3 separate regions of the Mus musculus genome follow, and all the other regions are linked to region 1. The links are chromatin loops, found by intact Hi-C in ENCODE. Cell type or tissue: left cerebral cortex. All regions are shown on one strand.

What was found. A loop is a pair of places that touch in the nucleus more often than their neighbours do. Peaks named below come from ENCODE experiments on the same cell type or tissue, not always from the same donor. Only the 100,000 strongest peaks of a DNase experiment are listed, where the experiment ranks them.
Region 2: it touches region 1 in a loop (2.4-fold over the local background); 7 of 42 quality-filtered maps call a loop at or near these places.
Region 3: a loop joins it to region 1, with 4 times the contacts of the local background. A loop is called at or near these places in 3 of 42 quality-filtered maps.

What each region holds. Positions count from the first base shown.
Region 1 is chr7:96,912,315-96,920,314 of GRCm38, reverse strand. It overlaps Gm22226 (a small nuclear RNA gene), which reads left to right and starts at 213; the gene lies at 213-321. In left cerebral cortex, CTCF peaks have their summits at 4,362 (motif pointing right) and 6,105 (motif pointing right); DNase peaks (open chromatin) are centred at 4,380 and 6,110.
Region 2 is chr7:96,791,637-96,799,636 of GRCm38, reverse strand. Tenm4 (teneurin transmembrane protein 4) reads right to left here. Exons shown (of 33, transcript NM_001310762.1): 17 at 2,132-2,317. Gm15413 (predicted gene 15413) reads left to right here. Exons shown (of 4, transcript NR_045874.1): 3 at 3,840-4,119; 4 at 6,810-8,000. Among named protein-coding and RNA genes, the nearest start is that of Gm15413, 5.9 kb to the left of the region's middle. In left cerebral cortex, no CTCF peak of the experiment used is centred here; DNase peaks (open chromatin) are centred at 2,242, 2,529, 3,099 and 6,949; H3K27ac peaks cover 4,565 bases.
Region 3 is chr7:96,558,040-96,566,039 of GRCm38, reverse strand. The region is part of intron 6 of Tenm4 (teneurin transmembrane protein 4); the gene reads right to left. Among named protein-coding and RNA genes, the nearest start is that of Gm15412, 220 kb to the right of the region's middle. In left cerebral cortex, no CTCF peak of the experiment used is centred here; a DNase peak (open chromatin) is centred at 3,852; H3K27ac peaks cover 599 bases.

The DNA.
Region 1 (8,000 bases):
TCTGTCTCTCTGTCTTTTTTAATCATGTCTTTGTTTTTTAGCCATTGCTTCAGGACTTAAAGCAGACATCCTCCTTGCTCTGTCTGGAAACAACACCTGATTATTTCAAGGGCAGTGTCCAAGTGTGCTGCACAGATCTCCCCTGTCCTCTTATTGGAAGTCCATCACAGAGTGCTGACCCTGCCTCTTTCAACAAAAGAACTTAAAAAATAGTGCCCACTTCAGCAGCACATACACTAAAATTAGAAGGATACGGACAAGATTAGCACTGCCTCTCTGCACGGGGATGACACTCAAATTCGTAAAGCGTTCCCGATTTTTAAGAGATTTTTTTTTTGAAGAAAGAATTTAAATGGTAGTTTATTCTGTTTAGAAATCGTTCCCATTCCTGCTGTTCTTCTCCCAAGGTTGCGAGCTTCTTTCTAGCCTCGTTCCCATTGACTGAAGAATGGCCGAGCAGCTCAATTCTCCTGGCTCCCTTCATTTGCCAGCTTTAATTTTATCCCCATTCCTGAAGGTTCTTTTCACTACACTCAGAATTCTGAGCTGACATTTCTTTTCTTTTGGCACTTTAGAAACGTTAGGTGTCCCGACAGCCGTTCCAGTCACTGTCTCCCTGCAAGTCATGCATTGTGTTTTCCTATGAATTCTTTCAACTGAAAAACATTCTTTAATGTGTGTGTACATACCCATATGTGCACATGTGTGGGTGTATGTTCATGTGTGTGTGTGCTTGTGCATGTGAGTCCAGAGGTCAATGCTGAGTGTCTTCTTCCATCTTTTGAGCCAGGGTCCCTCATTGAGCCCGGAGCTCATGTAGGGACTCCCTCTGTTTCTCTCAAGTGTAAGTTTTCAGGCATGTGTGTCACTGCACCTGGCTGTTATTGGGCTGCTGTGAACTGAACTTGGGTCCTCGTGTTTGTGTGTGCAGCACTTTACCCCCTGAGCTGTCTCCCTAACCCCTGTGTCTTCCTTGCATCTCTGCGTCTTTGGTCTCCATGGCTTGGGTTAGAATGTGTCTGGGCATAGATTCCAGTACCTTGTTTGGAGTTTGTAGAGATTCTTGACTCCGTGAGGTCATGGTTTTCTTTAGGTTTGGGGAGTCATTAGCTCTCATCTCATCAGGTGTGTTTCCTGCTGTTCTCTCTCTCTCTCTCTCTCTCTCTCTCCCTCTCTCTCTCTCTCTCTCTCTCACACACACACACCCGTCAAATGGCCCCAGTGAACCCCAAGGCTCTAGTTTGCCCTCACAATCACTCTTCCTCTGGTTGAGCACATCCCCATCAACCACAGATTAAGAATATTTAATCAGTTTGTTTTAGGCTCACTGGTTCTTTTCCTTTTCTTTCCATTCTTCTATGCCTGGCCCAGGCTGGGGGTGGATGGGTGTGGCTACTGGTTACATTTACTTTAGCTGTTGTGTTTCCAGTTGCGTCTGCCTTACATCTCTTATGTGTTTTTTTTTTTTTTTTCAGGTATTCTGTCTTACCAGCTGCTTCAAGAGTTTCTGTCCTTACCTTTGGAACCTGTTTGTAAAATCTGCTTTAGAACTTTAGATAATTCCCATCTTGATGTCATCTCAGAACTGGCCAAGTTGAGATTTCTGGATAAGGTTGTATATAAATATAGTGTTAGGTCTTATTTAAATTCTAGGGAGTCTTTAAAGACTGACTTTATTTTCATTAATTTATACTTAACACTGCCCCTCCCCCCTTTAGACAGGGTTTCACCATGTAGAACTCGCTACTTAGACACATAGAGCTCTGCCTGCCTCTGTCTCTGGTATGCCACCACCCTGGCCCAGTTCTTGATTCTTTTGTGTAGTGCTGAGGACTGAACATAGACTTTTGCTCATGTTAGATGAGGGCTCTGTCATGGAAGTAGGTACACCCACCAAGATGAATATAGACAACAAGTTATGAGCAACCCTTTGTAGACTGTGGCCCCTAAACTGGTTTTCAAAGACTTTGCAAAGCTTTTTGGATTGGTTCTGCATGTGTGTCACCGGGTGAGTCAGAATCAGGCTGAGGTCTTCTTAGTTTAGTTCTTAAGACTTAGGGATCCGACGGGAGCTTGCGATGCCAGGGGCTGTGTAACCACCACGTGCTCACTGGCAGCTTTCTGGGTTCCGAGTTGTGAGTTCCTGCCGTGCTACTGTAACGCTAATATTTTTTTGTTTCCCCAAGAACATCCCCCTCAGTTTTAGTCACAGATCTTGAGTATTCTTCATCACTGTCTGACAGATACTTCCCGCAACCGTACAAACCACGTCTGGGGACAATGGATAGGAAGCTGGAGAGATACAAGGGGGCTTCCCTACATTCTCGAGACCACTGTCTGGTCAGACAAGCATCCATTGTGTCCTAATTAGGGTTACCTCTGCTGGGAAGAAACACCATCACCAAAGAAGTTGAAGAGGAAAGGGCTCACACTTGCACACCATGGGAGTTCATCATGGAAGAATGCAGGCCAGGAACTCAAGCAGGGCAGGAACATGGAGGCAGGAGCTGATGCAGAGGCCATGGAGGAGTGCTCCTTCTGGCCTGGACCTTGTGGCTTCCCCAGCCTGCTTTCTTATAGAAACCAGGACGACCAGCCCAGGGGTATCACCACTAACAATGGGCTGACCCTCCACCATCAATCACTAATTAACAAAACACCCTAAGGCTTGCCTACAGCCTGAGACATTTTCTCAAATAAGGCTCCACCCTCTTAGATGACTCTAGCTTGTGTCAAATTGAAATAAAATTACCTAGCATATATTACTGCAGTGTATCTGTGGGCCTCTGAAGCCAAGATTGGCTCTTTTAGAAAACCCCTCTCCCAATTCTTCCACGTGAAATCGTCTCTTCTCCTGTAAACTCACTCTGGATACCCAGTTCCCTTGTGCTGAGGCTGTGGGCTTTCTGACAGTGAAAACAAGCACACTCAGTGTCAGCTCAGAGGGACTCCAGGTCCATGTCTGTGCCCCCAATCTGCCTGGCAACATGGCTTGCATAACCCAGCATAAGATGAAAATAGAGGGTCCCCCTTTAAAAGAGTAAAAGAAACAGGCATTCAAGATGGTGACAGCAGAACTCAGGGAGAGCCGAGCCCTTCTAAGCAGGGAGCTCTGTGGGGCTGCACTGCCCATGCAGCTGGCTCTAAGTGTAGGAACAGAATACAGTCTCAGGCGATCCTGTGTCTGCTGATGGGGACCTGCTGGACACATGAAAGGTGGCATTCATTCCTCAGTCTCTTCATATGGGAAATTCCTTGGCTCCCCAACCTTAATACCAACATAGCTTAGAATGTGGCACTAGGGAATCCTGGACTCACATTCTGATTCCATCCTTAAACACAAGTCATGAACCTACAGCTCACCTGCCAATCCCATCTCTTGCCTATGGTGTGGGTTCAATCAGGATTAATGCAGAAAGCACCTTGTCTAGAGGCAACTCTTACTCTCTCTGCTGAGATCTCACCATTAAACCACACAGTGTTTGTCCCAGAAGTATCTGGTCAGGGAGGCTGGGGCAGACATTTGGCCTCAGAGTTGAGTAGCACTTGACCAGTCCTATTGAGTCATTTTCTCCACTAAAATTCCTTCTTCCTGCTGGAAATGGTGATGCATGCCTTTAATCCCAACACTTGGGAGCAGAGGTAGGTGGGTCTCTATGAGTTGGAGGCCAGCCTGGTCTACAAAGAAAGTTCCAAGATAGCCAAGGCTACACAGAAAAACCCTACCTTGAAAACAAAACAAAACAAAACAAACAAGCAAACAAAACATACCAAGAAGGAAGTGGTGGAGGAGAAGCCGTGGTCAGCATTTTACCTTGCACCAACACCTCCAACTCTTACCATGCCTGACCTGTTCAGATATGGAAGAGCATACACACACACCAGTCTTGCTTACAACAATCAAATCCGATGCAAGCCCAAGGAGCATGTAGGATACACGGAGGGCCAAGAACATAGGAAGTGTCACTCTGAAGGACGGCCTGATTCAGACTGTATAACAGTTTGCAGTGTCACTTCAAGGTCTTATAAATACATGGCATTCAAAGTAAGGAGGACATTACAAGATGGAATTCAGAAATAGAGCAGGCATGAGGGAGGCTAAACAAATGTCGTTATGGTATTCATGAGATGACTCCAGGAGGTCAACGTGAAGAGATTAGCATGCTGCCAGGCAAATGATGGATAAAATTATTACTATATCAATCAAATCTCAGAGTCCCATCTCAGTCTCCTCATTAGTAAAACATTGGAGACACCTTCTTAATGCTGCTTACAGACTTAAGGATTCTATCTTAGGTTTCATCCCCTCTATACCTGGGCAGAAAGGCAGGATGCCACCCATACCTTATGTAATGCACATATCAACCACTAGATGGCAGATCAGGCCAGTCTATGTAGACCCCGGAACCATGAGATGCTGGACTTGTTAAGTTGCCTGACCCATGGCAGCCAGCATTCCTCTCGTCTAAGGTGGAAGGCAGTGTGAAGCTGAGGGTTAGAGTTAGTGGGGTCTTTAGGTATAATAAATTTGTTTAGAATTTATCTGCAGGACAGAGAGGTAAATCTTAGATACAACTAAGCCAGTGTTCAAGCATTTCCTGACTTAGAGGTGTCAGGAGCTTGCTTCTTGTCACCTGAGTCCCATTGCATTCCACCCCATCATGCAGTACCTAGGTGCAGTTCCATCTGGTTCAGCTCTTACTCCCAGACTAGAGGCAGACTGTACTTATGTATCATCCATACCTGACATCAGATGCCCTTCAGGGAAAGTGACTAAATAAATGCACTGTGGTTATTCAGTTGGCCTTGTCTAGCAGGATCTAGATCAGTGTTTGTATGTTTCCTTTCTGTTTCTAGGCTCAAGAGGTAGCTAACGGTAGCATGCTAGCCCCTGAAATCGGATTATTTAGGTTCAAGTCTCAGTCGTTCCATTTGCCAGCATCGCATCCTTCTAAATATACCTCCGTTTCTCCAATTGAAGACTAGAGATATTAATGACACCCCTCTGCATGCACTGTGGCCAGGTTTAAATGCAGATGTACTTAGAGTGCTTAGCAAACATCTGACATGTTGTAGGTTCCCAGGCTGGGCAGACTGCTTTCTGAAACATGCCTTGATGCAATTGCAAAATGCATCAAAGAAGATGTGCCTAGTGTGCCTGCCTACTGTCTTGGCTCCTAAGCAAAGGAAGTTCTTCCTCCTTATTATCACTGTTGGCATTGATAGCTTGAGGGTGCTCAGGGTAAGTCTCCAAGCGACATAATTCAGGGACACTGCATTGTCTGCCTTCTTCCAGCCTCAGGCTCAGCAGTGGCTCCTGTACATGACTACAGGAGAGAGCTGGGGACATCATATTTACTATAGAGGGATTCTCTTCACAGTGGCTTGAGGGTCGCAAGGCATCATGGAAGAAGAGGAAAGGACCCCAAAGCTTATTTTCCTCTGTTTCCTTTCTCGAGCCTTTAATGTTTTTTGAAGCAACTTCTGAGAGTAATTTGATCCAGACCAGAGTGGAGCCTGGATCCTCAAGGAGTTCATCTTGTTAGTTTTTAAAACAGTCTGTCTGTGTGTATACACATGTCACGTGTATGCATGTGTGTGTGTGTATAGATATAGACATAGATATAGATACAGATACAGACACAGATACAGACACAGACACAGACACAGATACAGATATAGGTATATATGTGTTTATATGCACATTGGGCTGGAGTTCAATAGACAATTTTCAGTTGTCCATTCTCTCCTTCCACCGTGTGGGTCACAGGGATGGAACTCATGTCACCAGGCTTGGCAGTGAGTACCTTTACCTGCTGAGGCATCTTGAGGGCTTTTGTCACATTTTTTATTATAAGAAGCCACATCTTGCCTACTCACACATTAGTAAGAATTTCTCTTTTTGGCTCAGAAGTATAAAGAAAGCTAAGGGGGAGAGAATCAGAGAAGCCGTGTAGATGTAATAAGTCTAAACGGTTGGCTGTAAGTCACAAGGGATGTTGTCTGAAGGTCTCCCGAACCCCAGGAAGTGAAAGAGCTGGGCAGGAGACTGGTGTTACTCAGCTGTTCTGCAGCTCAGGCTGGGGGAGGGAAAGTGCGAGAGGTGGCCACCAGGTGGCGCTATGAGTGTGAAGAAATCATGAGTGCGACTTAGTGGATGATCAGGAAAACTGGCAAACATCTCTGAGGAGAGAGAATCATTGTCCTCATATAAATACATTGTGGTCATCTAGTGAGACTTGGGTGGACATGGAGATGGGCTTCAGACACATGCCTGTGTGTGCAAGGGCATTGTAGCTCGAATGTTTATCATCAGGTGTGAGTTTCCTGGGTTCTCTTGATGCGAGTCAGTCCTAAGCCAACACATGCAAGGATTTTCTTGCCCATTGGATACCCACTCTTTTGGGAATCTGGGGTCCTCTGTGTCTCAGGGTCTTGAGAATGTCCTAGAATTCTGAGAGATTATCAACGCTGGATAAGCAATCTGGGCATGACTGGTCACATAGTTTGCATAATCCAGGATAAGATGAAAATAGACAGTCCCCCTTTGAAAAGAAGAAGAAACAGGCATTCAAGATGGTGACAGCAGAACACTGAACTCAGGGAGAGCCGAGCCCTTCTAAGCATGGAGCTCTGTGGGGCTGCACTGGTCATGGAGCTCTGGTCACTGCCCATGAGGCTGGCTCCAAGTATGGGAGTGGAATACAGTCTCAGGCAATCCTGTGTCTGCTGATGGGGACCTGCTGGACACATGAAAGGTGGTATTCATTCCTCAGTCTCTTCATATGGGAAATTCCTTGGCTCCCTAACTTTAATACCAACATAGCTTAGAATGTGGCACTAGGGAATCCTGGACTCACATTCTGATTCCATCCTTAAACACAAGTCATGAACCTACAGCTCACCTGCCAATCCCACCTCTTGCCTATGGTGTGGGTTCAATCAGGATTAATGCAGACAGCACCTTGTCTAGAGGCAACTCTTACTCTCTCTGCTGAGATCTCACCATTAAACCAGACAGTGCTTGTCCCCAGAAGTATCTGGTCAGGGAGGCTGGGGCAGACATTTGGCCTCAGAGTTGAGTAGCACTCACTTAGTGGGGAGCACTTCCTGTGTGCTTTTGCAGTCAGTTATAGAATAGGAATCAAAGTGGGGAGAGGTCCAGAGACCTGGCAGAGGGTGGGGTGGGCTGTTACAGAATCAGAGATGTGTGCACCGTTCATCTAACAGACATCTATGAGTGCTTCCTGTGGCAGAACCCAGGGGAAACTGGTGAGCAAAGGTACCTAGAGCCCCATCCACTGCTAACTGGAAGTCCTGTCATCTTGGCTGCATTCATTTCTAACCCACGGACCCTCATCACGTGTTCACTCTGGGGCAGGACACAGGACTCTACCAGTCTCTCTGAATGAGGTGACCGAAGGCCCTGTGTGTTCATTCTCAACAGCCAACCCCACTGAGTCTTGGTGAGCTGTCCTAGCAACTTTTACTGGAGTGTAGAGAGGGCCAGAAGTGTCTGGCTCTTCGGGGCAGCTGTGGACTGATGACTCTCCACTGGAGGGACTGGACCCTGAAGTCAAAGAGAGGCCAACCTTCAACGGATGAGGCGCTGGACTCGTATTTGGGACACTGGGAACACACAGAGGATGAAATTTAGTTTTGATTAACCTGGAGAGGAGCTCACTCCTGAAGTGGCCCCGTCTTGAACAGCTCAGGTCAGCTTTAGAGGACGCACTGGGGGCATCTTGTGAGAGCAGAAAGAGTGTCCAAAAGGTTTTGAGTTGATTTCAGCCAGGTGTGAAGACTGTGTGTGAACAACTGACAGGCGAAAGTCTGGGGCTTGACTGAGTGGTCCAAGAGCTCAGGCAGCCCATTGTGGTACATGCAGAGGGAAAGGTAGATGGGGTAGGGGTGTCGGGGTGTGGGCTAGCGCAGCTGCCCACTGGGAGAAAGGGGAGGTTCTGCTGACTCGGGGCATCTGAAGTGTCACACACATTAAA
Region 2 (8,000 bases), 120 kb after region 1:
TAGCATTTAATATAGGTGAGAAGCCTTGCCTTATATGAGGCACATTTTTTTTTTTTTTGAATTTGGCAAAGCAAACTCAGAACTCTATTAGTAAGGGAAGGAAAACAAAATATGTTCTCCTTATGTTCGTACTGTTTGTTTCTTTAAAAGTGTGTGTGTGTGGGGGGGGATCAGGGTGTGGGGGTGCACACCTTTAATTCTGCACACAGTAGGGCCAGGCCTGGGAACCATCATGGACATCATAGAAAAGCTTTGGGTGCTATCCTTAGGAACACCATCTGCCTCATGTGAGGGCTGGTCTCTCACTGGCATGGAGCTGCCCGGTTAGGCTACACTGGTTAGCCACTATGCTTCAGAGATCCTCCTGCCTCTGCCTTCAGATGCCTGGGCCACCACACGTGGCTTTGACATCAGCTCTGGGGATTGAACTCAGGTCCTAGGGCTTGCAAGGCAAGTGGTTTACTGAGTGAGCCATTTCTCTGGTGCACGATCCTTTCTTTGAATGGGAATGGACTTCTGGGTAGAGGCTGAAAGGTTAGGCTGCCCTGAGAGGAAAACACAGAGGAAAGCAGAGACCCTTCAGACAACTAGCCTCACTTTTCACTGAGAGAATTCCAAGGCAGCCCTGAAGTAGGCTGACATCATCATACAGAAGCTGTCAGGTAGCATACAGTGAGATGGGATGATAGTGAGATAGTCCGCTGTGTATCACCAATCTGAAGGGGATATGTGAGGAATGTGGGCTGAAGCAAAGTGGGAGGACTCTGAGCCATACTAGACAAACTGCCCGGGCTCTGGGCATCTGGACAGGACCGGAGCTGGATGCCTGGTAGTCACCTGGGCACCATCTGTAAGGTCTGTAGGGCAAACAGCTGGAAAGGGGGAAAAAATCAAGCTTCTAATTCTTGTTTTTAAAAAGTTAGATGACCTTTCCTCTCAGGTCTCTGAGAAAAAAGAAAATAATCCATCCCTCTTTGCATTGTTAGAAGTGTAAAATAATGCAGTTAAGGCCTTGGGCACAGTGCTTGACACATCGTAAATACTCAAAAATTAGGAGCCATTATTGTTAATAAATATAATGTGTTCCATAGCTGTTTATTGACTTGGTGATATTGCAAGGGACCAACGACATGAAGTAATGGCGAAACAGAAAGAACGGATGCAAGATAGCACCATTTGCTTAAAACTCCTTTGTCTCTCAAAAGCTAGGGTTTTTCTTGCCATTTCTGTGAGACCCAAGAGGTCAGTTTCTACGCTGAGAGGCACCTGGAATTCTGCCTTATAAAGCCATGTGCTTACCATCTGATTGCAAACCCTTTCTTTAAAAAAAAAGAAAGAAAGAAAAATAGGAAAGGGAAGACGTTAAAACGAGTACACAAAGCAGTTGATTCAATAAAGAGCTTTTGGTGAGTGTTCATTCCAGGATAATAAACCAAGCGAAACGTCTGGCTGTGTTTAAAATCAACAAAGCCAGCAGGAAAGGCAGAGAGACGGGAAGAAGTGATCAGCTTGTTTTTAAAGCTGCCAACGGTGCTGCTTCAGCAGGGACTGGTGCGGAGAAGCCCCCAGAGAGGAGAAAGGAGACAGATGCAGACAGGATGGAAGCCTGGGGCAAGGGAAAGAGGAATGCAGATGTGGCCTAAGCGGCCTGGAGAAGAGCTTTGTGCCAAGGTTAGAAGCCTCTTCAGGAGCCACTGCTACTACTAGGAGCTACATAGCCAGGGGATGCAATGATGGCTTCATGTTTGGAGCATTCCACCGTGTGCCACTCTGTGCCAAACTCTTTCACTATCCTCCCCATCCTATAGGTGAGGAAACAGATTCCGAGAGAGGCAATGGCGCTTTGACTCATCGATGGGCAAAGAGCAGTGTTGCATTTAGCTCAGGACCGGCTTAACAGCAAGACCTGCTAACCAGCTAGGTGCCACCTGGGGAATGCAAACTGGGAGGACGTGTGCTGAAAATGACAGATGGTGCATTTAAACTCAACTCATGTCTAGGAAAAGCCAGTCATAATGTCATCAGATGAAAGGACTTTTGGTGCCAATCCACATGCAATGGAGGAGAACCAGGCTGCCCTGGAAATGTCTTGAGAGCAACCCAAATGCCCCAGGACGTGCGCCCGCCATACCGATGGTGCAGTGCTCTCCATTCCAGCCGGGGCTGCATTCGCACTTGCCGTCCCGGCAGGTCCCGTGTTCTGCACAGCGTGGGTGGCAGGCCCGTTGGTCGCATGCGGCCCCCATCCAACCATCCTCACAGCGGCAGGTGCCTCCTACGCAGACGCCATGGCCACCACAGTCAGCGGCACAGATCTCTGTGGGCAAGAAAGAAGGGCCAAGGGGCGGGGGTGGGAGGAGAGAGAACAAAAGCTTATTAAGCCAGTTGTTGCTAGGAACAAGGGTCACACTTGGCCACCTAGTTAGGCTCTGTGAGCGGTAGGGATTCCAGTGGCTTGGCAGAGTACTCTCCCCAGCCAATGACCCTGAAGAACAATCCTTTGGCAGAGGCCTGCCAGCCCGAGCTTCCTCACCAGGGGAGGGGGGATTGTGCAGCTCCACTCTGTTTGCTTTTCCCTACTGCCAGTCTGTCCCTGCTTTTGTGCTTGCCACTTCCAAAGGGGACCGGCCTTCTGAACAGATGTGAGAAAAAGTCAGATTTAATTAAAAACCAGTTATGTGTGAAAACAAAGCGAGGGTGAGTCCCTGTCGCCAAATGAAGTTGCATGTGGGCCTGGCAAGGACCCCATGGCGTTTCCCTGCAGCCTTGACTCCAGTGGAAGCTGGTCAGGAAAGCATGTGGGGAGGGGAGAGAGAAAGAGAGAGAGAGGCAGAGAGAGAGAGAGACAGAGAGAGAGAGAGAGACAGAGAGAGAACTCACGGGGTTTTCGGTGTTGTCCCCCAACAGTGTTTATCCTGTGATGCTGGGTTTATTCTCTGTCCTTCAGCTTCATGCTCTCCCCTACCGCCATCTAAATGAGCTTTTAGTTCCAAAGTAAACAGCTGGGGGAGGAGGCTACCTCATGGCCAGAGTGAGGCTGCCTTGTCCTTCACAAAGGCTGGTTTGTGTGGGTGCAAAGCACACAGGGCACGATTCACAAGTCCCCTGGGCTCCAAGCCAGCAGCTGCTTCATGCTTACTGAAAACGGAGAGCCAAAGATTTCTAAACTGCAACTGCTTTTGAGGAAATTTGTGCAGCACACGTACCCCAGGATCTTGTTTTCCAGGGCCCCGATGGAGGCCTAGACTTGACTGACTCATGGCTAACAGTTTTCCAACGGATGTGAAAATTCCAACAATTTAAATTTCTTTGCAACTGGGCTAAAGTAGAGCCAATGTCAAGCTGTCTCCACCCATTTCTCCCTTTTAAGAGGCACTGCTGGTCTAGAAACTGCTCGCGTTCTAGGAACTTTTGCCAAGGGAACGGCAAAGGGCTGGGAGACAGCACAGTAATGCTTGCCACATAAGCTCAGCTTGGAACCCCTGTACCCATATTAAAGCTGGGCATGGCTACAAGTGCCTGTAGTTCCAGAGTTGCCCAGGCAGCCAGTCTAGTCAAAGAGGTGAGCTTAGGGTTTAGTGAGAGATCCTGTCTATAACAGAATACAGTAGAGAGTGATAAAACAGGGAGAGTACACACATTCACACACATGCACACAAGCGTACACACACACACACACACACACACACACACACACCAGAAAAAAAAATTGAGTCTCAGTGGTTCTGACTTTTATTATCAACCTAGATGATGATGATGATCATCATCATCATAGACAAAGAGCTGGACATTTTAAGAAGCACAGTAAGAATTGCTATCTATTTTGTTTTCCTACACAGATATCTCACCAAGCTGCCACCTCAGCATGGAGATCACGGCTACATGCAGTACACATGGCAACTCTTGGCTGTCCAGAGGCAGGCAGGGTAGCAGCTGCAGATGGGCAGAAATGGTTGTCATCTGGAGACAGAGACAGGATCTGTGCTGTATCCAGGGGCCTCTGCACCGTGGGACTATGTAGGATGGTCCCTTGGACCCACGGAGCTACAGTTTTTGGTTTGGAGGATGTGAGCAGGAAGCCTTGCTCCAGAACAGCCTACTGCTACTCTGTAGATGGTGGTGAGTACTCAGGGAAGAGCAGAGCACAGAAGGCCTCAAGTAATTCAAGATGGAGGGCAAGGCAGCTCACTTCCCACTGGGCATTCAAACAGGCTTGTGAAGTCTTGGCCTGCTTAGTCACTGGTCTTGGGACCCCAGGGTCACTTAGTTCCTCTCCCTGGGTGTGGGCTTCCTCATCTACTTCTGGGGGAACCTGATAATGTCTAAAGTCCCTTTGGGCTCTAAGACAGATTCTATGCTACGATACCCTCCCTGCTACACAGTACAACCAGCAGGTACAAGGCTCAAGGCCTCTCCTCCTCTAAGAAGTTGTTTGTAATTCACTGGTGGTTAACCTCTTGCTTCTTCCCACCCCACATCAGAAGGTGATTTTTTTGGTCAGCAGCAACCTGGGGCTGCCTCTCCTTCCACTGATCACCTCTTTTCCTGAATTGATGCTCACTAAATAATAGATAGATGAAGGTGCTCCATGTGACAGGCACCTGAGCATGGAAAGTTGATGTATATGTCTCTCAGCCTGGCTGAATGTCCAGCATGCCTGTTTGTCTAGCATCTCTAGAAGATGGGACTATACAACTCAGTATGACATATCCAGCAGCCCTCTGGGGTAGCATTTCCCTCAGATGACATCTTGGGCTTTCCTAAAGTCAAAGAGCAATAATCTTCAGGCTCCTGACCCTGCCGGTCCTGGGTTAGGTTCTATCTCTGACACTTCCATCTATTTATACACAGCCAAAGGGCTGTGCTTCCTGGTCACTCTGGAGGCTGGCTGAGCACTCTGGGAGAGAAGAATGACTTAGTTTGGGTTTGCCCAGCACTTTTTCCAAGTGGCAATTGATGGTATGAAAGTAAACAGCGAACAGCCCTCTGTTTGCACTGAGATGTGATCATGAGCACTGGGGGCCAAGGCAGCAGCTGGGTTTCAGGCGGCAGGGCAAAGAGCAGCAGAAGGGCCAAGAGAAGAAAAGGAAGGCTTTCCCCTGCAGTTGCCTATGGGCCTTCAGGTCTTAGCTTCAGGTAAGGTCATCTTTGGTATTAAAGGAGATTGGGTCCAGAGCCATTAACCCTTTGAATACCAAAATTCATAGATGTTCAAGTTCCTTGTATAAAAGAGCACAACACGCTCTCTTAACCTCCGCTATACTTTAAACCATTTCTACCTCAGTGTCATACCCAAACAATTGTATTTATGGTTGTTTGCAATATTGTCTAGGGAATGATGACAAAAAAAAATCTGTATTCATCATAGATACAACTTCCGTTTCCAATCTGCAGTTGATCCAATCTCCAGATGCAGGAGTTATGAATACAGAATGTGGGCTTCACTTCAGACTGTTACTAATTAGTTTGGAGGCAGTGCTGACTGCAGACTTCAGGCTTGCCAGCCAGGTGACCTGCTCCTCTGGCTACTCTGAGCTTTCTTTCCATCCTTTGTATGGTGGGAACGCTGAAAGCCCACGGCACAGGGGACTTAGTGACTGATCCCAGCATCAGTGAATCCCCATGATTCACTTCTAGTGATCTCCCATCCTTGCTTATCCTGAGCCCTGTGCCTAGTGCTGAAATATATAGGCCAATAAGATACAAACCTGCCCCAAGAGAGTACAAACTGATGTTGGCATTCTGAAGATTATTCAATATACGCATATAGTATATGTAGCTCCGTATATATTCATATACAGCTGTTATTAATGTCTGCACTTCTTTGCTTAGTTACAATGGATTAAAACCATGGGTCTAAGGAGGAGACATACCCTGGACTTATCTGTGGCTTTGCCATTTACTGACTGGATAAACTGCACTGCATTATATAACCCGCTGAGTCTCACTTTGCATTTCTGTAAAATGGGGGTAATAATTCTTACTTCCCTGCTCTCACAGGCCTGGTATTAGATCAAATGAGGTAATGTGGGGGAAAGGTATATTTGATTTAACACTTCTATGACGTTTTACACCTTCCAAAGCACACTCACATATGGTTTCTCACTAATTCTTACAGTAATATAGTAAGAATATTTTGTTACTGTCCTTGGAGATGTGGCTTCTGAGAGCTACAGAGTCTGAGGATGCTTGGTAAGGTCTCACAGGCATCTCGTGCATTTTCCTTATTTTAGCATCTTGGGAACAATGGAGTTCTGCAGAGCAGGCATTTCTTTAAATGGAGCCTCAGAGTAAACAAGATGCATGTCCTGGGGAGACCTTCCTCAGAGATCCAGCGGACCCCTCCTACCCACTTCTGGTCCCAGGGTTTTTTTCTTTGTCATATCCAGGTCCAGTCCTGGGATCTATGAGATGAAGTGGGATTTCCCCAGGATGCCCCTGCTCTGACCACCTAAGCATTCCACCTTCTTCTTGGTTTGTGCTGAGCATGTTCTCCTATCCTCCAAAGCTGCCTGGTGCCTGCTGGACCCTCCATGGCCCTTTACAAGCTTGGTTGTAAGCTTTTGTACATTTTAATGGAAGGGGCCCAAACCGGGTGACCTTGATGTTTATGGGGTGCTAACTGATGGTAACACAGGAAAGCCTGTTTGACCGAGTGGAAGGGACCTTCAGTGCATGATGGGAGTAGAAACCCGAGATGCTACTTTACCATGTGGCTTCAGACTGTAGTCTCTATTCCCCACTCGGTACTTTTTATTTATTATTTTTGCCCTTGAAATAAAAGGAACTGTTTTATTTTTCCTTCTCAGATTCTGCCTTGACATTAAAGCAGATAAAGCTTCACAGAGCGCTTGGTGAGAACCAAACAGGACAATGCTCTAGAATGGGCTTTGACAGCTCATATGCCATTTACATAATAGAAAAGGTCGTCATGAAAGTGGGTCACAGCTCCTTTCTAAGCCTCAAGTTTCTTCTTTCTAAATGAGAGTGGGGTGGGGGAGCTTCAGCCACTTTAGGGAGTGTTGCAGGACTCACTCTCGCATGGGTGATTTCCTAAGTGCAAAACTGACAGTGGGCTTGAAGAGCTAAGCCTGACAGACCTTGCTCTCCATTCCCTTAGGTGTTGCATTCCAGCATCACAGACAATGTAACCTACGTCCATCAGGTTAAATGAGTTGGCATGCCCCAAAGTAAAGACCCTAGTGTAGAATCTATGGCTGGCATAGTCCGAACATGACAAATTTAACACGTACTATTTACTTAGCTTTTAATAAAAAAGGAAACGAGACAGGGCAAATGTAGCAACGTCAAAAGATAAAAGGGAATGCTGATGCTTGCTTCACAGCCAATGCAAGAGAACATTTGCTCATGGCTGTTGGACTCTTATTTGATCAGAACCAAAACTTTCTGTCTGAATTTGGACGACCCTAGGGTCTAGGAGAAATCTTTTGTGATCCACAAGCAATGGGACAGGCTTGGTTTCGGATGTGACTACCCAACTTCCCAGCTGTGGACCCTTGGAAAAAGTCCTTAACTCTTCTCAGCCACTGTTCTTCGTTTCTGAAATGGGGAGATGCTCACACAGGGTAAATTGCAGAACTGAAGAAAATGGCCCACACAAGAAACTCAGACATAAACGACTGTGAACAGGATGGACTGATGGAGAGCCTGGGCACAATTGTGTCAAAATGGTATCAAGCTACACGGGAGCAGTTTCCAGAAGCAGGGAGGGGCCTAGGTTTTATCTATTTGGGCTCTGACGCTGGCACAGGTATGGCGCGGTATGGCTTTCCCATAAAGATTGGTTGAATGAATAGAGAGATATTAAAATCACTTCCTGGAGGAGACGCATGTCTGCTAGCTCAACCCCATCTCAGGGCCATGATATTAAAAAATTACCATCAAATACATTCAAACAGAGGCTCAATACTCTTGGGAGATAAGCTTTTTAAACACCCATCTCCAACCCCTGTGAACTCTGTAACTGTTGAACGGCTTAG
Region 3 (8,000 bases), 350 kb after region 1:
AATCATCCCTGGAATGAGAGCCAAGCTGACTGGCTGCCAGATGGAACCATGAGCAGCCATGCGTGGGTGTGGAGTCAGAGAGACCTGGAGTTGAATCCCATCTCTGCCTCGATCCAGATGTGTGAGCACTTCTACCCAAAGAAGAGCCTCATAGATACCTCTTAGAATCCTGCAAATCTTCATGTTATCATCCAGGAAGTGCTGTGCAATTAATAATAATAGTATATACCCACACAGTATCTCCTATGTGCCAAATAATGTGACCTGCTATGACTTTATTTACTCACGGAATCCTTACAGCATTCCTGTGTAGCAGAGAGCAGCATTATCCCCAGTTTACAGACAAGAAAACAGAAGGGATAGAGAAACGAAGGGACTTTGCCAGCATGTAGAGAAAGTGATGGGGTTCAAACCCAGACAACGTGGCTCCAGAGTCTGAGCTTAAGTGTGGGTAACTATGTTTTTCTGGAAAGGTAAGTCTGGTACAACCATATCATTTTAACCTGCAAAAGCATTGGTAGTCATCCCTTCAAATCACTTTGTATTCCTGTCTCCATGAGCCAATACAGTAAGTGGCTCAGGCTTTGGATTTAGACAGCTCTGGCTTAGACGTGAACCCTGGGACTTCCTGCCTGGCAAATTATTAAAACTTTTAAGATCTCATTTTAACCATTTATAAAATGCTAATAACAAATGGCTTTACAAACTGAATGGGGCAATTAAATGAAACAAAGCACCCATACTGCCTGGCTTACTGTAAATGTGCATGATAGATAGCAGGAATTAGGGACACCCTTATTAACCAATGTAGAATTTATGAGCAAAAGGGAGAGGGAAGGGCAGGAAGAAGGAGGGAGAGGGAATAGTTAACCCCAGTGCATTAATGATTACTTGGCATTGCTCTGACCAAAATACCTCCATCAGACAACTTAAGGGCAGAACGGTTTATCTTGGATCATAGTTTTAGAGGTTTGGGTTTCCCTTAACAAGGAAGACTTTCCAGAATGATTCACATCATGGTGGGGAGGAAGCAGAGAGAGCATCACTCGAAGTAGGTAGAGATGATATACCTCAAAAACCCACCCTGCAGTGAACCACTTCATTCAGTCGCGCTTCACTCCTCAGTGCTACAGAACCTCCCAAATCATGTCATAGTCTTCATGCCAAATATTCAGAACATGAACCTTCGGGGAACACTTCTGATTCCATGCAGAACAAATGGTGCTGATGGCAGTTTATGCACCTGTCTAGTGCTATGATGAACACCACGAACAAAAGAAACTTAGGGAGGAAAGGGTTTAATTCAGCTTATACTTCCACATCATAGTCCATCATCAAAAGAAGCCAGGGTGGGAGGCAGAAGCCATGGATAAATGCTGCTTCCTGGCTTGCTCCTCATGACTTGCTCAGCCTGCATTCATAAAGCATCCAGGACCACCAGCTCAGGGATGGCTCCACCCACAGGGAACTGGGCCCTCCCACATCAATCATTATTGAAGAAAACCATCTCATGGGGTTGCCCACAAGCCCTATCTCCTGGAGGCATTTTTCTCAGTGGAGGTTCCTGTCTCTCAGATGGCTCTTGTTTATGCTAAGTTGATATAAGACTATCCAACACAGCACCTTTGCTGATTCTCCTGTTGTCTTCACCTGCTGGAGTGAAACGATCTACCTGCAGGATGTGGCCAGTTTGACCTTCTTGGTGCTCACTGAGGTCTTCTACCCTCAATTGTTTGTCTTTCTGTTTTCCCTTCCTTCCTTCCCTCTGGAAGCATGGCTTGTCTATATAGTTGGCAGGGACCTAGTGAGCAGGCCTACTGAGTAGAGGCCAGGAATGTCCCTGCAGCTCACCATGAAGTGCTAATTAGCATGGCAGCATATCACCTTTCTTCTGGGTATCACCTTTGCCTCATTTCATCTTGTCCCCACTGCCCTGAAAGTATACCTCCTGAACAAGGCATGGGCTCTTCTCTGTGCCTGAATCTCTGTTCTCTCGAAAACTCAGACCAATTCAGTTTTATCAATACAAGGGGGCAGAAGATATATATACAAGTAACTGACTTGACCTCTAGTCCAAGTTTAGCAGATGGGTCCTGAGATCCCCAGTGAGTCAAGCCAGTGCGTTCTGAATACAGCTTCCAGCTACACCAGTGGGGTTTCTCTGCTGGATTGCTTTGTTGTGCAAACCCAAAGGCAATTGTCATCTTGAGAGTAAGGTCTCACTAGATGCAGCCTAGTGTGAAGCAGGTGGGATCTTTTCTTTCTCCCTGGTAAAACTTCAGTTGGTTTCCTATCACTTTCAGAAGAAACCACTGCATACAAGTCAGTGATTCAGCCTTATCCACACCATCAGGGAGCCTGGCTTCCCTTTAGCCCACCTCTTAGCTCCTTAAAGCTCCAGCCATAACAAACGCTAGCTATTTGATAAACAGTACACCCAGCCAGCAGTCAGACCCAGCCCCCTCACTGCTGGGGGTGCTCTTCTTCTCTGCATGGCTGCTTCCCTATCAGAGACAGCTGGCCTTCCTTGTCACTGAGTGAAGTTTGGGGGAGGGCCTCATCTTCTCTAAATCATTTAGGGAGGTTTGTTCTGGGCTTCCCCTGAACCTGGCTCCAGAGATCCCAAGGCTAACAAGTGTCATCCTGCCCACATCAAGCTTCATGTATCAAGGCCATATGAGCCCCTTGGGCCCCCTTTACCTTTTGTCTACCCCGTGTTTCCCCCACACAATGAGGTCAAAGGAATGAAAGCAGTTTCTACATGGTGGTCCATCTACCTGGGCAATTAGTGTGAAATTTAATTGTGGTAAGGGTTTGGGAGATACTACTTGCCATGCTAGCTTGCTACATGTGGTATTCTGAAATATGTGCCCCAGGGTCCTCTGCCCGAGCAGAGTGGTCCAGGTGGCTTGTGACTCATCCAGCCTCCAGGGCAGCATTTCCTGTTTGAGGATGCCTTTCTTGCCACCCTCCCAGTTCGTGGCCACCTTAGGCTTATTAGTCATCTATTCCCACATTCACATCGGAGGCACAGAAGGAAGGGAAGACTGGTTCCACAGGCCAGGGGGCCCAGTGTTATATTACAAGCTCAGAGATTTTAGAGTCAGCCTAATAGATCACAGAACCCAAAACTCTGCCCAGATAGTAGGCTAATGGTTTTTGATCAAACCCATCATGAAGTGAATCATGGAATTTTTCTACTAAAGGGTCTTTAAAAAGTAAGGGAATTAACATTTGGAGAATCCAGTTATGTGTGGAGCATTTTTTAAAAGTCTTTAAAAAATCATATCTTATTATGTGTGTGATGTGAGGGCAAGAATGCATCCATACGGTGTATGTGTCACCACATACACGTGGAGGTCAGGCAAGAACTTGTAGGAGCTGGGTCTCTCCTTCCACTGTGGGTTTAAGAAACCAAGCTTGGGTGGTCAGGCTAATATGGCAACCACTTTTACCTGCTAAGACGTCTCACTGGCCCTTTAGACTTAGAAAAACCTGAACTCTGAAGTCAACCCATCTGGCTCTGTGCTGTGTCTTTCCTCCTGCATCTCTCTAGTTCATTTATTATTTCAACAACGCTCCTAAGTCGTAGAGTTTATTTCACAGTTGGTTATCGTGCCCTGCCTGGAGAACAGTGCCATATATTCTCCATGGAGAGCTCTTTTCTGCTCTCATTATATCCTTAGGAAATAGGAGCTCATCCCAAAGCTGCAGGCGGGGAAACCGAGCCTCACTGAACTTCAGTAATTTGCATAAAACTCCCCAGTTGCTATGTGGCTGAGATCCTCCTTCCATGCCACGCCACTGACTGAGACCCGAGTCCCCATTTGACTAGCTGGTGCTCAGAGAAGAGAAGTAACTGGTCTGGCATCGCACAAGGGCTAGTGACAGCCTAGTTCTGAAACCAGATTGTCTCTGGATGCTGAGGCTGCAACTATGCTCTCCTGAGCAGAAGGCTCTCTTCCCACTACTGGCTATTCTTTCATCTTGAGTGAGATGATGTTCAAACAGGCTAAGGAACCAACTTGCCCTGGACAAAGCAGAGCTTATTACACAAGGAGGAAAATGCCTCCCAACTATCTTGGGAAGGAATTCGGTTACTGTGTTGCTTCCACTGGAATTGAAAGTCATGTTGGCGCAAATTAAAGGCAAAATTCTTGTTTGCTGCACCTCTCTCCACGCTCAGTGGGTCTGAACCAAGTTTTAAGAAAGCAATCCATTTTCATTTAGCAAGGTCTGACTCGCCCCATCTCCTTCTCCTTTCCCAGTTCAGAAACAGGGCACAGCCTGATTAGCTCTAACCAAGCTTACAAGTGGGAGGGAGGTGGGGAGCACCTGCTCTGGATCAGGACTTTGTAAAGTCCTCTAACAAGGAACTCCCAAGAAATTGCTCGTGGCCTTTAAACCACAGCTTCCAGATCACGGCGGAGTGCTGTAGAGGAGAAGTCCCTTGCCATGTGCTGCTACAGCAGTCTGAGGCCGCTGAGCAGACAGAGGACGGGTTGGAATTGTAGCTAAAGGAGGAGTTTTAGCAAAATAAGCGTGTACCACATGCCTCCTGGGGAAGAGAATGCAAGGCCAGGGGTGGGAGGAAAGCAGCAGGATCAGAAAGCAAGAGGATCAGCAGCAGGATGGAGAGCCAGGCTCGGGATGATGGTTCAGGATCAAAGAAGAGAGAGGGAGCACGGAATGGGACAGCGGCTAAGGAATCCAGCAACTGTCCCACAGTAGGTGTGTGGTTAGAGGACCAAATAGAGGTTCTCTTGCCCTAGAGTACCTGGGAATTCTTGCTGGTCCTAGGACTAAGAGTAAGGGGTCTTTGGTGAAGCGAGATCCCTGAGGAGCAGAACAGGACAGGGAAGCTGCTCACAGAGGCAACCCCAGCTACTTACAAGGTTTGCCTGCTTGGTCAGAGTCCACATCCTTCCTTGCATGGATTTTTGCCCTAGCATAACACTTGAACCTGTGCCTGCTGCAGTCTATTCTCAATGCAGCATCCAGAATGATCTTACTCATGCACTGGTTAGACCCTGCCCATCCTCCCTCAAAGTTCTCAGTAGTTCTAGTGCCAGCCTGCACACCTTCCACTCCAGGCCATCTCTGGCATACTCCACTGTTCTACCCACTGGCCCCTTTGTTGCTGTTCAAACAAGCCATTAACATTCTACACTAAGGTCCCTGCAGCTGTCCTTCCCTCTACTGGTTTTCATTCCACAACCTCACATCTCCTGTTATCAATGACAAAACCCCCAATTCACTGTCTCTATGAACCCTTCTCTGGCCACCATATTTAAAATTACAACTCTCCTCCCTCACCCTGGGACTTGTTCGCACAGCACTTACTATCTTGACACACAGTATACAGTTTAATTTCCCAACCTGTCTCCCCATTAAAATTTAATGTTCTTAAGAGTGAGAAGTTTTGATGATTGACAGAATCTCAGTACTTAAAACCATTCCTAGGCTATAGCAAGTGCCCAAGGAATAGCATGACATCTGAAATATGCATTATCTCGGTGAATTCTCATGAGATGTTTGGGCTTGCCAAGAGTGGACTGTGGTATCAAGAAGGTCTTCCCTTGTCTCAGACTCAAGCCTGTTTATATCAAGCATCGTCCAAATCCTGACATGGGTCAGGGTACTCATTGGCTTTGTAACAAGGACAGGGAAAAACAGCAAAGACCAAAGGATGTAAAAACATGGTGTCCTTGAGAACACGTAGAAGGCAAACAATTCCTAACAGACTTTGCTATTGTTTATCCTACAATGTGAAAACAAGTGTGGTTGTCATAAGAAGCCAGAAGCTCCCTGATGGGAACTCCAGCGAGACCGATTCTTCCCCAGCCGTTTGCTGCTGGATGTTGTAAGCCCAGTTTGATGATGTTACCTGCATTTGATCTCTCTCTCAATCAGGTCATTCCGTTGGTCCCTGCTGGATGTTAAAAGCATCTGCTTTGATGCGGTTTTGTTACCTATAAGCTACTTGCTGTTTGTTCTTTTACTTTTGTTTGCTACAAGCTTAATAAACTCGCTCATTTGAAGCAGAAAGAACGGTTCCTACATTCCCCAGATCGTACAGAACAGTGCTGGACTCAGTCTTACATCTTCCCACCCTCCATCCCCAGATTCCTGTACAACACACTTTCGAATGTCTATTCTGCACAGCCTCTGGGGACACCCTTGCTGGCTGTCCACACAGAATGCCCTGCTTTCAGTTTCTTTACCTGCTAAATTCCTCCTGACCCTCAGGGCCTGGAGTCCAGCGCCTCCTCCACGGAGCCTTCTCAGATGCTTTCTAGTTGGACTTTCCTCTTAAACTTTTTCTCTTGCTTGACCCAGTTTGAGAGTGGCCTGGGTTGATTTTTGTTGTTGTTTGTTTGTTTGTTTGTTTTATATCCAGATCATATTGGAGAGGCTATAAGTTCATTTGCTTTTCTGGAAGTTTCTAACATGGACAAGGAAATTTATGTCCTAGATAGAGCCAGAATTATTTCCCAGACCTCACAGTTTATGAGTCGAGCACATGTTTCTACAAAACAGTGCACACCATGGAGTGGAGTTGCCAAGCAAGACAATGATGATGGAAAGGGGCACACCTGGGTTTAAGTCTTGGCTGTGGCCGTCCCTTCACCATGTCACTGAACTCCAGATCAATGTGCTTGCCTAGAAAATGAAAACAAAAATGTCTCTTCTAACTCATTATTACTAAATTCTCTGACTTAAACCAGGTTTGTTCTTTTTCAGCCTCGTTGGGAACTTGGGGGCTTACAGTGTGTCCAGGAGTTACATGGTGAGCTGCCCAATAAGAGACAAACTCCGAAGGCACTGTTCAGTCTCTAGCCCAGTTACCTGGCTCAACTCCCTGTTCTGGAAGGTGCTGTCTCTCTGGACAGTAGGTTGAATTGCAGCACTTTGAACATTTCGAGCTTCCTGACAGTTTTTCTTCTAGATCTTGGTAAGAATAACTCTCAAGAGTCTGGGGCCGGGGAGCGTGGAGGGTGAAGCAAGCCGACTTGGTAAGCGCTCTCTTCACATGCCCTGGAGATACCCGCCTGTTCTGTGGACTTGGTGCCTCATTAGCTTAACTCACCATTTCCTCTTTGATGCCAGACTGTATAATCATGGGGGAGCAGAGGGAAGACCTGAATTTCTTTCATTTTATTTTCTAAGTGATTTTCTAAGTTGGCGCCTTGGATAAAAGCAGAGAGGCCACCCAGGCCTCTTCAGGCCTCCAGGTGTGGCTCTGCAGTGGGCTCCTCTGGGAACCCCTCTCTTTCCCGCTCAATCAGATCATAACAGCCCTCCAGACCCAGGTTCAGAACCTGAGTGAGGAAGAGGACTGACCTCCTCGTACGCAGGGAAAGTGAGTAGCTCCTTCAGGTGGACCTTTAAGCAAATGGCATGATCAGATTGCCTGAATTCAGGGCCCACGGAACAGGGACTTTCCCAGTGATGGACGAGCTAGCAACACCTCAAAATTGGCATGAAATCTTATGTTTTCAATTTTAATTATTTTTTATCTTCTATGTGTATGTGCATACATATTTTTATGGGTTCACATGAATCTGTGTGTACACACGCATGTGGAAGCCAGAGGGCAACTGTGGGTATGGTTCCTGAGGCGCTGTCTCCCTAATTTTTTTTTTCTTTTTGGGATAGGGTTGGTCTTGGATTTGCCAATTAGGCTATACTGGGTATCCAGCAAGACCCAAGGATCCATGACCCCAGCACTGGTATCACAAGCTTGCCACTGCCCCTGGCTGTTCATTTTTTTTCAAATGTTGGTTCTAAGGATGGAGTCAAGTTTTTGTGCTTATGTGGCAAGCACTTCACTGACTGAGCCATCACCCCAGACCTCAGATTTTATAGTTTTGAACTATGATGATTAACATTACTGAATGATGAGCCCTATTATAGAGCATTGCTCGGCAGTGTTAGTATGTTTGCAATACTGTAATGACCATCATTTCTGTTTATCTCCAGAACCTCCTCATTCTCCC